2 separate regions of the Homo sapiens genome follow, and region 2 is linked to region 1. Evidence: read pairs that join two places in POLR2A ChIA-PET (ENCODE). Cell type or tissue: PC-9. All regions are shown on one strand.

Region 1 (8,000 bases):
AATCTGTCTTGTGCCAAATGGATTTAAAGAGAATCATGGCTAATAGACATGGCTAATAGATGGGGGTTGAGCATAGCTCTTTGTTTTCTAGCACCATTATTCTTCCTGCCACATTGCACTGGGGACTCCTGAGCCCCATGCCTACCGGGAATGGAACAGGCTGGAATGGCCTTAATAGGCTGTGGATAGGACTCAGATGAGATGAACCAAGAACTTCCTGACCGTGGTGAGTCATAATAATAAGAATAGTTAACATGGGGCCAGGCGCAGTGGCACTTTGAAAGGACAAGGCGGGAGGGTTGCTTGAGGCCGGGAGTTCAAGACCAACCTGGCCAACATAGCAAGGCCCCCATCTCTATTTCTAAAAAATAAAAAAAAATTAAAAAGAATAGTTAACATAACAGGACTTCCTATGTCCCAGGCACTGTGCTAAACCCTTTGCAAACAGTATCCCAGTTAATCCTCAGAAGGAGCTGTGAGGTAGGCAGTATTTAGGCAACTTGCCCAGGTCACACAGAGTGAGAAGAGGAGCTGGGCTTTGACTCCAGGTGGTCCGGCTCCATCTGGGGCATAGCACTCGTAGCTAAGGTCACGGGGCAGGTGCTTTCTGTCTTGGGCCTGCCTAGGCCCCTCTGCTGATGCAACGCTGTGTGCTGCCTGAGGAAGAGGAAATGCATGTTCTTGTCCTTGCCCAGGGAGGTGTTGCTGGGCTTTGTGTGAGTCTGCTCCAAGCAGAGCAGTGTACGGAGAAAATGTGCGTGTGGAGAGAGCAGCTGGACCAGGCTTTGTTTTTCAGGGAGTGACGCATCACTGAGCTACCCAAGGCCATTAGCTCCTGAGATGGGGGCTGCTCTCTGCTTGGTTATTTATCATGCCCAAGGGCATGAAATTGATTCCAGAAAGTCTGTCCATTTCCTCTAGCTCTTCCCGTAGAAGGGGTAGAGCGAGGAGTATGTGGGCAGGGCTGGACAGGATGAGGGACACCCCTGGGTTGGCAACATAACCCCCATGGGAATATCTCTCCAAGGGCCCTAGGAGCACCATCTCCATGTCCAAGGATGGAGACCTTTTCCCTGGCTGCAGGTGGAATGGGAGTGTGTGGTGGGTGGAAAGGCTGAGAGGGGACCAGCTGGCCAGAAGAAATAAATGCAAGGCTATCTGTCAGGGGTGATCAGGGAGTTGGGCAAGGGCCAGGGGGCACTCTTGTGGTATTTTAGGGGACATTCTGATGGGGTCTGCAGCACCTAAAGCCCATGGACATGAGGCTCGTGGCTGATTCTGGAGAGAGTAAGGACGAGGTACAAGCCATTCTCTATGTGTATTGCTCAACCCAGAGTCAGGCACAGGAGGCTGTTTCATGTCAAATAATGATGACAGCAGCAATGATCACATTAGCAACAAATACTTAGTGAGCCCTTAGTAAGCACTCTGGGTTCTAAGCTAGACCTGAGGATTTTTTTTTTTTTTTTTTTTTCATGTTTACCGATTTATTTTATTACAAAGGATACAGATGAAGAGATGCTCAGGGTGAGGTATGGGGGAAGGGGCACAGAACTCCCATGCCCTCCCTGGGCGAGCTGCCCTCCAGGAACTTGCATGTGTTCAGCTATCCAGAAGCTCTCTAAATCCAGTCATTCTGGCTTTTATTTATTTATTTATTTATTTATTTATTTATTTTATTTTTTATTTTTTATTTTTTTTAATTTATTTTTTTATTGATAATTCTTGGGTGTTTCTCACAGAGGGGTATTTGGCAGGGTCATGGGACAATAGTGGAGGGAAGGTCAGCAGATAAACAAGTGAACAAAGGTCTCTGGTTTTCCTAGGCAGAGGACCCTGCGGCCTTCCGCAGTGTTTGTGTCCCTGATTACTTGAGATTAGGGATTGGTGATGACTCTTAACGAGCATGCTGCCTTCAAGCATTTGTTTAACAAAGCACATCTTGCACCGCCCTTAATCCATTTAACCCTGAGTGGACACAGCACATGTTTCAGAGAGCACAGGGTTGGGGGTAAGGTCACAGATCAACAGGATCCCAAGGCAGAGGAATTTTTCTTAGTGCAGAACAAAATGAAAAGTCTCCCATGTCTACTTCTTTCCACACAGACACGGCAACCATCCGATTTCTCAATCTTTTCCCCACCTTTCCCGCCTTTCTATTCCACAAAGCCGCCATTGTCATCCTGGCCCGTTCTCAATGAGCTGTTGGGTACACCTCCCAGACGGGGTGGTGGCCGGGCAGAGGGGCTCCTCACTTCCCAGTAGGGGCGGACGGGCAGAGGCGCCCCTCACCTCCCGGCACGGGGCGGCTGCCCGGACAGGGGGGCTGACCCCCCCCACCTCCCTCCCGGACAGGGCGGCTGGCCGGGCGGGGGGCTGACCCCCCCACCTCCCTCCCGGACGGGGCGGCTGGCCGGGCAGAGGGGCTCCTCACTTCCCAGTAGGGGCGGCCGGGCAGAGGCGCCCCTCACCTCCCCGACGGGGCGGCTGGCCGGGCGGAGGGCTGACCCCCCCACCTCCCTCCCGGACGGGGCGGCTGGCCAGGCGGGGGGCTGATCCCCCTACCTCCCGGACGGGGCGGCTGGCCGGGTGGGGGGGCTGACCCCCCATCTCCCTCCCGGATGGGGTGGCTGGCCGGGCTGAGGGGCTCCTCACTTCCCAGTAGGGGCGGCCGGGCAGAGGCGCCCCTCACCTCCCGGACGGGGCGGCTGGCCGGGCGGGGGGCTGACCCCACCCCACCTCCCTCCCGGACGGGGTGGCTGCCGGGCAGAGACGCTCCTCACTTCCCAGATGGGGTGGCTGCCGGGCGGAGAGGCTCCTCACCTCTCAGACGGGGCAGCTGCCGGGCGGAGGGGCTCCTCACTTCTCAGACGGGGCGGCCGGGCAGAGACGCTCCTCACCTCCCAGACGGGGTCTCGGCCGGGCAGAGGCGCTCCTCACATCCCAGATGGGGCGGTGGGGCAGAGGCGCTCCCCACATCTCAGACGATGGGCGGCCGGGCAGAGACGCTCCTCACTTCCTAGATGTGATGGCGGCTGGGAAGAGGCGCTCCTCACTTCCTAGATGGGATGGCGGCCGGGCGGAGACGCTCCTCACTTTCCAGACTGGGCAGCCAGGCAGAGGGGCTCCTCACATCCCAGACGATGGGCGGCCAGGCAGAGACACTCCTCACTTCCCAGACGGGGTGGTGGCCAGGCAGAGGCTGCAATCTCGGCACTTTGGGAGGCCAAGGCAGGCGGCTGGGAGGTGTAGGTTGTAGTGAGCCGAGATCACGCCACTGCACTCCAGCCTGGGCACCATTGAGCACTGAGTGAACCAGACTCCGTCTGCAATCCCGGCACCTCGGGAGGCCGAGGTTGGCGGATCACTCGCGGTTAGGGGCTGGAGACCGGCCCGGCCAACACAGCAAAACCCCGTCTCCACCCAAACCAGTCAGGCGTGGCGGCGCGTGCCTGCAATCGCAGGCATTCGGCAGACTGAGGCAGGAGAATCAGGCAGGGAGGTTGCAGTGAGCCGAGATGGCAGCAGTACAGTCCAGCTTCGGCTCCGCATGAGAGGGAGACCGTGGGTAGAGGGAGAAGGAGAGGGAGGGGGAGGGGGAGGGGGAGACTTGAGGATTTACCAATGAAAGAGACATGGTCCCAGGTCTCAGAGAGCTCAGAGGTGTGTGTGTGTGTGTGTGTGTGTGTGTGTGTGTGTGTGTGGAGTGTGGAGGGATGGTGGAGACTCACACAGAGGTTTATGCCTCTGTTCACACTGCCATGATCGAGGCATGAGGCTGGGCATGATGGCTCATGCCTGTAATTCTGGCATTTTCAGAGGCTAATGATGGAGGATTGCTCGAGTTCAAGACCAGCCTGGGCAACATAGTGAGACCCTGTCTCTACACACACAAAAAGCCAGATGTGGTGTCGTGTGCCTCTAGCCCCAGGTACTCGGGAGGCTGAGGTGGTAGGAATGCTTGAGCCCAGGAGTTTGAGGCTGCAGTGAGCTATGATCGCACCATGGCACTCCAGCCTGGGTGATAGAGCGAGACCCCATATCTCCAAAAGGGGTGGGGGTGGGGGGGAAGAGGAATGAGCAAAATGCCTGGGCTTGAGGGAATTCAGGCAAGGGGCCACCCAGGGTGAGTCTTCAGAATGAGTCATTCTCATCAAGGGTGGGGCACACTTCTGCAGCAGTCAGTGCTATGGTCTGAATGTTTCCCCTCAAGATTCTTACGTTGAAATCTTGGCCCCCAAAGTGATGGTATTTGGAAATGATGGTATTTGAAGGGTGATTAGGTCATGAGGGTGGAGCCCTTGTGATTGGCATTAGTGCCTTTTGAAAGAGTCCTCAGAGAGCTCTGCCCCTGCTAAAATGTGAGGACACAGCTAGAAGGTGCTGTCTGTGGACATGAAAGAGGGCTCTCACCAGAGACTGAATCTGCTGTGCCCCAGTCTTGGCCTTCCCAGCGTCCAGGACTGTGAGAAATAAATTTTTGTTGTTTATAAGCCACCCAGTCTATGGTATTTTGTTATAGAAGCCCAAAAGAAATGAGACATCTAGGGTTCATAGCTTTAGGCAATAGAAGCCGATTCAGACCAGCTAAGCAGAAAAGGAATTTATTAGAAGAATATGGGGTGTCTCATGTAATCAATAGTGTTAGGGAGGGCTGGAGAACCAGACTTAAGACTACGCTTCCAGGCACGATGCCCACGACATACAGAACTAGATGGATGGGGAAACCACAGCTGCTGCTGCCTCACCAGCTTCAGCTGCCACTGTCACTCCCCACTGACTGCACTTCCAGGCCAGGAACTTAATCTTGCTACCGTTTCTAACCCCCAAAGCTGGACACATTCTTACCACCCTTGTCAGCATGATGGGTTCTGGGTATGGTCTCCTTCCCCAAACTCCTCCCTTCTAGAGAGGAGTCTCTGGGGAGTGAAGCCAATGGGTGGAGTCAGAGACATCTGCTGTGCTCCAGCTGCAATGGAGGCTGGGTAACCCAGTTTCTGCTTTCTGCTTTCAGAAGGTGTGACTCATAAGACTGGAAACTCCTGAACGTAGCAAGGATGCTGGCAGCCAAGCCAATGACTACAAACATGATAAAGTCCATTACAAGGATGGAAAGTCCACAGAACAGAAAATGTGTCTATTTTTTCACCAGTGACCCTCCAGCACTCAGCTATGCCTGGAACAAGGTAGACAGTCAGAATAACATGTCGAATGAATGAATGAATAAATGGCAGAGAGGGTGGTGATGATCAGGGGGCTTGGACAAGCAGTCCTTTTACTTACAGATATCCCAGGAAAGATTTGAGGCCTCTGGACAGCTCTTTGAGCTTAATTTGGACCAGTCTTGCCACCCAGTCTGTGATCTGGGCCATTGGTCTGATTCTCTACTCTTTGACGAATGGGCAAAGGCCTGGCTCTTGGAATTGGGTGAAAAGAAATTGACCCAGCTCAAGTGGGGAAGGTTGAAGCACACATGGCTGATGATTAAAACATATATTGATTTCAGCAATCTCTACACACTTTCTCCACTGTTACTACGGTGGATGTTGTTTAGCCCAGTGTCCAGTCTGAATTTCCTCCTTCCTGACAGACCCTATTGTTGTTCTGGCACCCCTCCTCAGGGTGTGTGTCTCAGGGAAGGAGTTGGTCTTATCCCAGCTCCTGAACCACCTGCTTGGTCTAAAGTAATCCTCTCTCCTTACCAACGATTGGTCAAGAGTGGGCCAATAAGATGCAAGCAGGTATTTTTGGGGGTGGGATGGAGGAAGACATCTTTACGCTTTTGAAAGAGTTTTTGAAGGTTGCTCTAATCTAGTTTTCTCGGAATGTTGTTGTGGGTGAGTCTAAGGCCCTTAACTGCCCCAGCCATCTCTGATCTAGTCATAGATAGCGTACATACACACACACACACACATGCACACACACACATGCACACACACACACACACGTCACAGGGAAACAGGGCCAGGCTTCCAGACAACACCAGCCCTGAATTCTGCCCTACCTGCAGGTTTCCAGAGCTCCATAAGATCGGAGCCACTTTGAGTTTTGGATATTCGGTGTTTTGTCTCTGAGTACCCCCCGACAGCTACCCGGACCACTGCTTGCTCGTGTGTGTGATGGCCCCAACCCCAAGGCAAGACTGGCATCTGGCTGATGCTGAGGGGCTAATAAAGGATGGCCCCCTGCCCGTTCTCAAATGCCCTCCTATGGGTGCATGTGAGTCTGAGATGCATCAGGGACGGGCTTTCCTTTCAAGGCAGCCCTGTGTCTAAAGGACCCTGTTTAGGATAGAAATGCTCCAAGAATAGGTGACCCACAGCCAGTTAGCATCGCAGAGCATGAAGGAGTTGGTCAGGGAGGTGTGAAGCCAGCTGCCAGCCACCCTAGGGACTTGGATGGAAAGAGACCTTGGGCAGAGGGAAGAGAGGCAGAGCTTCCCTTCTGCCCAAGGTCTCTGTTGAGCAGACTCTGCTGAGCACGTGGCATGTCCTGTGACCCCCAATTAGGAAAGCAGTTGCGGGAACATATCTGCCTCCACATCACCGCCCCACAGGGGCATGGACTGCTTCCACATTATTTAAAGAGAAAGGAGGGCATGTTCTTCAGGTCTCCAAAGGGCTCCCTATTTCCCTGGGAGGGGAGTCGGGCGGAACATAAATAAGACAATTTATTCAGAGAAACCATCTCCCCTATTTACATTTAAATTGAATAATTTAAAACACCTTTACCCATTTCCATAAATTATCCCCTGTCGGACGGGCAGCACAACTGTGCAGAGGGGGTTCCGTCCTGGGGAAAGGCCTAATTACATTCCCTGCACAAGGCTGGGTGGGAGAGGGAGCGTGGGGAGGTGGGCAGGGGCGGGCAGGCCTGGGAGGAGGGAGCTCCATGAGGGGCAGATGTTTGCCTTATAATTGGCAGGAAGAAGGGGGTGAGGTGATAAGAAAGTGAGGTGCCTTTAAGAGCTTTAAAATCCAGGGGTAAAGGGCCTCAAATCTTCCGCTTCACAGGAGCAAAGTCACTAGGACCGATCTCCTGCCTCCCAGCCAAGGGCATCACTCACACTTTAATCCTGGATCCTGGATCATCTCTCCTAGTTTTACAACTTTTGCAGCCTCTACCTCCTGTACCAAGGGAGGAGGAGGAAGGGGAAGAAAGAGCAGGGTTTCCTCGGTGATGGGTTAGTGACGGTGTTTCCCAGGCACCTATTGTTTGCCAGGCTCTGAGCTGAGTGCTGGGGACACAGGGGTAACCAGCCCCAGCCCCACCCTCCAGGGCTCCCTGGGGATGGGGGAGGAAAGTGACTTTCATACAAGCTGCATACTCAGAGCAGAAGCAAGAGAGACAGAGAGACCCATAGGAGGTCAGAGGAGTGAGAAGAGCTGTCCCCTGGGGGTATCTGGGCTTCGTGGAGGAGGTGGCTCTTGAGGTGCCCCTTGGGGGATGGGTAGCCTTGGGCAGGTGCTAAGGTAGGTAGAGGGCATCACCAAGCAAGGTACAGAAGCTAGGAGGTCTCGGAGCCAAGATGCCCACAGCAGACTGGAGAGGCTGGGGAGAGGAGCCTGTGGGAGAGGGGCCTGAGGCTGGGCTTTATCTTTCAGGAGGAAATGGAGAGGGTGCAGGAGGCAGAGCTGTTGCCGGGCTTGGTAGCCTTGCCATGGCACTATTTTCTTTAACAGCACAGAGAGAGCTTGCGTGGGTGGAGCCTGGGCATTTGGATTCTCTGTTATCAGCTTCTTTTAGGCTGCTTAAGAAGGAGAGCTCTCCTATTGCCAGAATGCCTCCGTTTCCCCACCAAGGGCCCAGTGCAGCTGCAGGCTCTTCCCAGGTCCTGCTGATGCAGAGGGGGTCTGGCTCCTGCCAACTGCCTGCTAGCTCTTCCAGGCCCTGGTGTCTCTGTGCCTCCAGGATCTCCTGGGCTGTCACTCTTGAGTCGCCCAGACACGAGAACTACAGACCTTCCCCACCCTCGCCCAGGATCTCCTCTTGGCCTTTCC
Region 2 (8,000 bases), 160 kb before region 1:
AGGTGCCCAGGTCTTGGGGAGGGTTGGGGTGTGGAGTCTAGCCACTGGGGCTGTTGCACAGTAGGAAACCTACACCCTGCAAACAAGATTACTTCATGCCTGTTTCTCCATGGGCGAAGTCCTCTTGGAAAATCCCAGCCTAGCCCTGCTGTCCTCAGGGAGAAAGGAAAGGGATTGGTAATCTGTTTTGTGTTAGCCATGCTTAGGCTGAGAGTTTGGCAGGGAGGGAAGTGGGGAGAGAGCCTCATATTTCTGGCTACTATTTGTAGAATGTCTGGGCAAGAGGGCTACATGCAGTTTCTCTCCTTTCATAACTATGAGGTAGCGTCACCATTTTACAAATGCTGGTGCTGGCCTCTGAGAGGTTATGTCACTTTCCCAAGGTCACACAGCTGGTAAGATACAGAGATGAGAGTTGAGCCTAGGAATGGATAGATCTTAGGCTCACGTTTTCTATGATGTACCTCTTTCACCCCACATTGGGGCTGAGGCATGCTGGGGGAGCAGAGGGATCAGAGTGACATGGGGGCAGAGTGAGGAACCCCTTGGGGATGGAAGCAAAGAGGACAGGCTGCCCTCCTTGCACTCAGGAAAGGAGATGCCTCCACCCACAAGTTTTTCTCCATTCGTCCCTGGAGGGTCTTAGTTTGCTTTTGTCTAGGGGGTCAAGCTGTTTCCTAGACCCTTGGAAGTCTAATGGTACATGGTCTTTAGGGAAGAGACTTTTTGGGAGCTGTAGGGACAGGTGCTCTTGGAGAGGATCAGACAGTCCCTGACCACAAAGTACTTCTCATTCTGGGTGGATCAAGACAGAGCAGGATTCCTGCCACACTGTGTGTTAAGAGCCTGGCCACAGGGGCAGCTTCCTGGACAGAGTGGCCCTGCGCTGAGCTTTGAGAATGATGAGCTGGGAGAGCCACGCCCTTGGGTCTGCTCCTCTGAAGCTGCTCGTTCGCTGTGATCATTGAGAGAGAGGTTGCTGTGCCGGGGTCTGGCCAGGCACTGGGCTCATGGAGCCGACTGAGACAAGGTGCCCTCGTCTCAAGGAGCCCCTGCTCTGCTGTGACAGTTCTCAAAGTGGGGCCCGGGGCCTTTTTTTAGAGGACTTGAGAGCTTAGAACTAGGCTCATAATAACACTAAGACATGATGTGCCTTTTTCACACTCATTCATGTTTTCCAGACGCTCCGTGACATGTGATATGACATTGGGGTGAATGCTGAAGGAGACGCGAGTCCAGCTGCCTTCTATTAAGCCAGATGCTAAAGAGATTTGCACAAATATAAAGCCACACTGCCATTCTTACTAATTTTTTTTTTTTGAGACGGAGTTTCGCTCTTGTTGCCCAGGCTGGAGTGCAATGGCGAGATCTCAGCTCACCACAACCTCCACCTCCCGAGTTCAAGGGATTCTCACACCTCAGCCTCCTGAATAGCTGGGATTACAGGCGTGTGCCACCATGCCCAGCTAATTTTGTATTTTTAGTAGAGATAGGGTTTCTCCATGTTGGTCAGGCTGGTCTTGAACTCCTGACCTCAGGTGATCCACCTGCCTCAGCCTCCCAAAGTGCTGGGATTACAGGAGTGAGCCACTGCGCCCGGCCCATTCTTACTAAATTTTTTTTTGTTTCAGAAAATATAGGAGGTTTTTTAAAATTTTTTTTTAATTTTTTTTAATTTACAGTTTTAGTAGAGATGGGGTCTCACTATGTTGGCCAGGCTGGTCTCAAACTCCTGGACTCAAGTAATCCTCCTACCGCAGCCTCCCAAAGTGATGGGATTATATGGTTTAAAAACATTATTGGCCAGGCATGGTGGCTCACGCCTGTAATCCCAGCACTTTGGGAGGCCGAGGTGGGCGGATCATGAGGTCAGGAGATCGAGACCATCCTGGCTAACACGGTGAAAACTGTCTCTACTAAAAGTACAAAACAAATTAGCCGGGCGTGGTGGTGGGCGCCTGTAGTCCTAGCTCCTTGGGAGGCTAAGGCCCGAGAATGGCGTGAACTCGGGAGGCGGAGCTTGCAGTGAGCCGAGGTTGCGCCACTGCACTCCAGCCTGGGCGACAGAGCGAGACTCCGTCTTACTTTAGCTTGTAAAGGGTTCATTATATTAAAATTTATTGTTTAAAAATTAGTAAGAAAATACTTAAATTTCTCTCGGCTTTAATATTAATTTGGTAAATATTAATAGATAGAACCCACATAAAGCAAAGGTCTTTGGGGTTCTCCATAATTTTTAAGAATGTAAGGGAGGTCGGGTGTGGTGGCTCATGCCTGTAATCCCAGCACTTTGGGAGGCCGAGGCAGGTGGATCACAAGGTCAGGAGATCGAGACCATCCTGGCTAACACAGTGAAACCCCATCTCTACTAAAAATACAAAAAAGTTAGCCAGGCGTGGTGGTGGGCGCCTGTAGTCTCAGCTACTTGGGAGGCTGAGGCAGGAGAATGGCATGAACCTGGGAGGTGGAGCTTGCAGTGAGCTGAGATCGTGTCACTGCACTCCAGCCTGGGTGACAGAGCAAGACTCCGTCTCAAAAAAAAAAAAAGAAAAAAGAATGTAAGGGGGTCAGCTGGGTGCGGTGGCTCACGCCTGTAATCCCAGCACTTTGGGAGGCTGAGGTGGGTGGATCACCTGAGGTCAGAAGTTCAAGACCAGCCTGGCCAACATGACGAAACCCCATCTCTACTAAAAATACAAAAATTAGCCGGGCATCGTGGTGAACGCCTGTAGTCCTGGCTACTTGGGAGGCTGAGACAGGAGAATTGCTTGAACCCGGGAGGCAGAGGTTGCAGTGAGCCGAGATTGCGCTGCTGCACTCTAGGCTGGGCAACACAGCAAGATTCTGTCTCAAAAAAAAAAAAAAAAAAGAAAAAAAGAATGTGAGGGAGTCTTTTGAGAAGTGTGGTTCACTGGACAGAGATGAAGACAGTTTACTGGGCCGTAAGTCTGGAGATTAAATGCTGGGTAATCCGAAGAAACAATGACTTCCTCTGATGGGGCCAGCAGGAGGACTTCCTGGAAGAGATGAGCCTTTAGTCTAAAGTTTGAGGGTTGAAAAGGATTTGAATAGGCAGAACTTGGGGGTTGGTTAGGGAATTCCAGGAAGGAGGAGAGGCTTAGCACTGTGGCCTGAGGAGCTTGGTCACAACTGGGTCTCAGAACTATTCCTGTGAGTGGGGAGACAACAGAAGGGAGGCCAAGGGGAGGCCTGGAAGACCAGGAAGCTTCTCTCTGCTTTGCTGTTACCCACGGCCATCCTCGACTACACCCAGGATGTAGTAGAGGCCGCAGAGTGCCTCTGTGGGCACAGGCACTCCTGCAACTGTCTGCGTTATGAAGGGGTTTCTGGAGGAAAGGAGGGGAGCCAGGGGCCAGCTCAGGGTTGGGGAGTGGCACACCTAAAACACACTGAGAGTGAAATCCACTGCAGACCCCTCAGCTCATTGCCTCACGTCATCCTTATTCCAGCCCCGGTGGCAAGAGGAGGGAGGTAGGTGTTTTCTTCTCATTTTCTGGATGCCACCAAGGCTCCTGGAAGTTAAGTGCCTTTGCCCAAAGTTGTACAGTTGCCCAGGGGCAGGGCTGGGTTGCAGAGCTGGGGCTGTTGGAGTCCTGGTTTCCACTTTTTTTTGTTTTTGTTTTTGTTTTTTTGAGACAGGGTCTTGCTCTGTCACCCAGGCTGGAGTGTGATCACAACTCACTGCAGCCTCCACCTCCCAGGCTCAAGCAATCCTCCTACCTAAGCCTCCCAAGTACCTGAGACTACATGTGTGCACCACCATGCTTGACTAATTTTGTAGAGAAGGGATCCCCCTATGTTGCCAGGTCTCGAACTCCTGGGCTCAAGCAATTCTCCTGCCTCGGCCATAGGCTTCCCTAGTCTTTAGAAGCATGAGAGATAGCAGCTCAATCCCATTACTACCTCCAAGAGGCAGATGCCCCCAAATATCAGAAAATTGGAAAAGCCAATTCCTTGATTTTGGAATCCCTATTTAACGGGCACTCTGTTTAGTTTGGGCAATGCTATACTTACATACATCAAGTGTATTGTTAAGGAAGAGAAGATAGAAGCATCCAGAGAGATGAGAGGAATTAAATATTTGCTAAATAGGGACAGTGTTGGTTTAAAAAAAAATTTGCTGAGGATCACCCACCATGAGAATCTCAGTGGAGCTTTGATGGTATAGTCCTGGAAATGGGAGTTGAGCGGGGGAAATGGAAGTTTGTTGAGTTGTTGAGTACCTACTATGTGCCAGACACCCACCCATCCCATCCCCTCCCCTCCTCTGTCCTCCCCTCCCCTCCCCTCTCCTCTCCTCTTTCCTTTCTCCCTTTCCTTTCCTCTCTCTCTCCCCTCTTCCTTCGTTTTTTTTTTTTTTTTTGTGTGTGTGCATGTGTGTGTGTGACAGGTTCTTGTTCTGTTGCTTAGGCTAGAGTGCACTGGTGTGACCACGGTTCACTGCAGCCTCAACCTCCTGGTCAATTGATCCTCCCACCTCAGCCTCCCAAGTGGCTGGGACTACAGGTGCATGGTGCTATGTCTGGCTAATTTTTGTACTTTTTGTAGAGACAGAGTTTTACCATGTTACCCAGGCTGGTTTCAAACTCCTGGGCTAAAGTTATCTGCCCATCTTGGCCTCCCAAAGTGTTGGAATTACAGGCATGAGCCACTGTGCCTGGCCAGACACTGTTTTTCTTAACTGGCACTCACAACTCTGAATAGGTAATGTTATGCTCAGATTACAGATGAGGAAATTGAGGCTCAGAGAGATTAAGTAACTTGCTTGGGCTGTGAATGTTAGTCTCTTTCTGCTGCCTCCTGCATCCTGCACAGGTGCTTGTTTCTGCTCGTAGAGCAATGAAGGATGGGGACCCTCAGAGGTGTCCAGCTCAGACAGACCTACTAGGGTCCAGGTAGGAGGCAGATCATGGTGGTTTTGCTGTTGGGTATGTGTGAATGTCACACTGCTGTTTGGCTCAGTTCCTAATAGATGCAGGGTTGGAAAATTTGCTGCAGAAAGTCCTGCAAAATGCTGTCAATTATTCAAACTAAAGACAGAGTACTCGGAAAGAGAACTGGGTAGGGAGTCAAGATACCCAGGTTCCATCCTGTCTCTGCTTCTGACATGCTATGTGGCCTTGAGCAAGTCTTCTCTAGGGCTCAGTATCCTCACTGCCAAATCGAGATCATGGACAAGGTGACCTCTATGATCTAACTCTAAAGCTTTGTAGAGGCCGGGCATGGTGGCTTACGCCTGTAATCCCAGCAGTTTGGGAGGTCAAGGCGGGTGGATCACCTGAGGTCAGGAGTTCGAGACCAGCCTGGCCAACATGGTGAAACCCTGTCTCTACTAAAAATACAAAATTAGTCAGGCATGGTGGTGCATGCCTGTAATCCCAGCTACTCGGGAGGCTGAGGCAGGAGAATCGCTTGAACCCGGGAGGTGGAGGTTGCAGTGAGCCGAGATCACATGACTGCACTCTCACCCTGGGTGACACAGTGAGACTCTGTCTCAAAAAATAAATAAATAAAAAAATATATAAAATATAGCTTTATAGAAAGAAGTAAGCATTCTGAGCATTGGTCACTTAAAAAAATTCTATAAACTGGAACCAGGGAACTAGAGTTAAGTTCCGTATCTTGGGACTTGAGCATGTGTTTAGAGGAAAAGTGACTTAGAATGATTGATAACATGGGAGTGGAGACCTTCAAGATCCACAAGTCCTATCTCAGTAATTTGCAGATGAGGCACGGAGGCCCAGAAAGAGGGAGGTTCTTGTTCAAGGTCACACAAGAGCAGTTGCAGGGGAAGCCCCTCCCCTAGGGAGAGGCCTGCTGGATCAAGAGCAAACAATGAGGGAAGAGAGCCAAGTTGCTAGGAGGCAAAGCTTGATGGACAAAAAAACGTGGGGACAGACCTGCGTGTGTTTGTGCTCTGTGTAACACTAGGACCTGTTGCCATGGGGATGAGAAAGCACCACAGATTAATTACTGAAGAGCTGGGAGCAAGGGTGGCGGACCTGAGTGGAGCCCCTGCCCTCAATGTCTCCTAGAGTCCATCTGTTCCCCAGTGGAAGACAGCAAAAATTACAGGGCTGCTTCTACCTCCAGTGAAGAACTAGTCAGAGTACAGCCATTCACTTTGCTACAAGCCTCATGTTTTTATTTTGAGGGGATCCTGTTTGCCTGCGGCTTGGGGGCAATCATCAGGGTAAGATTTCCAATCACAGCCTGGGTCAGGCCACCCTCAGGGCAGGCCAGGGAAGTTTGGGTCCCTCAGGGAGAAATTCCAAGTTTTAAGTCACTGTCATTTTCAATCCCTCTTCTTCACTCTTGGGAAATGCTTAGAAAAATGCCCCCACAACTGTCCCCCTCCATGAGGTGGGTTTGATAGCAGCACACAGGCCTTAAGTGACAGCAGGTGCTTCTGTCTCAGCAAGGATGGAATAGTCAGGCCTTTATTTTTCAGTGTCTGGAGCAGTGAAGGCAGTGAGGAAGAATCCTGATGAAACACTCCAGGCTCACCTGGTGGAGCCTTCAGCTTCCCTAGTTCTAAGACCAGCAGCAGAAATGGAAAAGCTGAACAGTGCTAATGAAGAGGTGACACCAAAGGAGACGTGGGTCACCGAGTGCACCAAAGGCATCACCTCTTTTAGGGGTTAAATCTGAAGTCTTGAGAAAAAGCACTTTAGGGAACAAAGCCTGTAACATAAAGGTAACTGTTTCTAAGTATTAGGTGGTAAAGCTGAGATCTTTGACTTATCAAAGACTAAGCCCTGGCTGGGCGTGGTGGCTCACGCCTGTAATCTCAGCACTTTGGGAGGCCGAGTCAGGCAGATCACCTGAGGTCAGGAGTTCGAGACCAGCCTGACCAACATGGAGACACCCCCGTCTCTACTAAAAATAGAAAAATAGCTGGTCGTGGTGGCGTATGCCTGTAATCCCAGCTACTGGGAGGCTGAGGCAGGAGAATCGCTTGAACCCAGGAGATGGAGGTTGCAGTGAGCTGAGATCATGCCATTGCGCTCCAGCCTGGGCAACAAGAGTGAAACTCTGTCTCAAAAAAAAAAAAAAAAAAAAAAAAAGACTAAGCCCTGGTCACTCCACATCCAGGTAATGATACTCTGCTCTAAGAGCAAGTTTTGCTATATTTGACATCTGCTGGAGAGATGTATTTTATCTTATCATAGGTCTGTGAAAACACCCAAGTGTTTCTTTTTTCATAGAGACAGGGTCTCACTATGTTGCCCAGGCTGGTCTCAAACTCCTGGCCTTAAGCCATCCTCTCACTTCAACTTCTTGAATTACTGGTGTGAGCCACCATGCCCAGCCCCAAGAGTTTCAACCAAGAATTAAGAGAGTAGCCCATACCAGCATTAAAAAGTAGACAGTTCATTAAAAAAAAAAATGGACATGTGAAAACCATGTCACATAGGAGAATGTCCTGATTCTTAGGAGATGTATGCTCAAGTATTTAGAAGTGGTGATATAACACCTCACCTGAAAATGTTTCGGCAGACAGAATAAAGTACAGTTGACCTTTGAACAATGCGGGCTTGAACTGTGTGGGTCCACTTTCACGTGGATTTTTTCAACCAAATAAGGATAGAAAATACTGCATTTGTAAGATGCAAAACCCACATATATAGAAGGCTGATTTTCATATACGCAGGTTCTGCAGGGGTGACCTTGGGACTTGAATATGGTGCAGATTTTGGTATGTGTGTATCTTGGAACCAATCTCCCTGTGTATACTGGGGGATGGCTGTATATTTAAATGTGTTTGTAAACAATTGGTGAATCCAGATGAAGAATATAGTGTCCAAAATATGTATTGTTTCAGTTTTTAAAAAATTAAACTTAAATGTTCAAACTAAAAAGTGGGTAACTTTTTCCAGAAACTTGGAATTTACAAACTGGTTGAAACAATGAAATAGATGGCCCCTAATATACTAGGAGCCCTTCCTAGATTCAAACACTCCCAAATCAAGATTCCA

Evidence for each region. Peaks named below come from ENCODE experiments on the same cell type or tissue, not always from the same donor. Only the 100,000 strongest peaks of a DNase experiment are listed, where the experiment ranks them.
Region 2: POLR2A ChIA-PET joins it to region 1 with 5 read pairs; 2 of 35 experiments call an interaction of 5 or more read pairs at or near these places.

What each region holds. Positions count from the first base shown.
Region 1 is chr11:119,505,295-119,513,294 of GRCh38, forward strand. No RefSeq gene overlaps it. Among named protein-coding and RNA genes, the nearest start is that of THY1, 86 kb to the left of the region's middle. RefSeq lists silencers at 5,121-5,210, 5,874-6,063. In PC-9, no CTCF peak of the experiment used is centred here; a DNase peak (open chromatin) is centred at 4,987; H3K27me3 peaks cover 3,250 bases.
Region 2 is chr11:119,347,203-119,355,202 of GRCh38, forward strand. No RefSeq gene overlaps it. Among named protein-coding and RNA genes, the nearest start is that of MFRP, 4.5 kb to the left of the region's middle. In PC-9, no CTCF peak of the experiment used is centred here; a DNase peak (open chromatin) is centred at 5,919; H3K27me3 peaks cover 1,901 bases.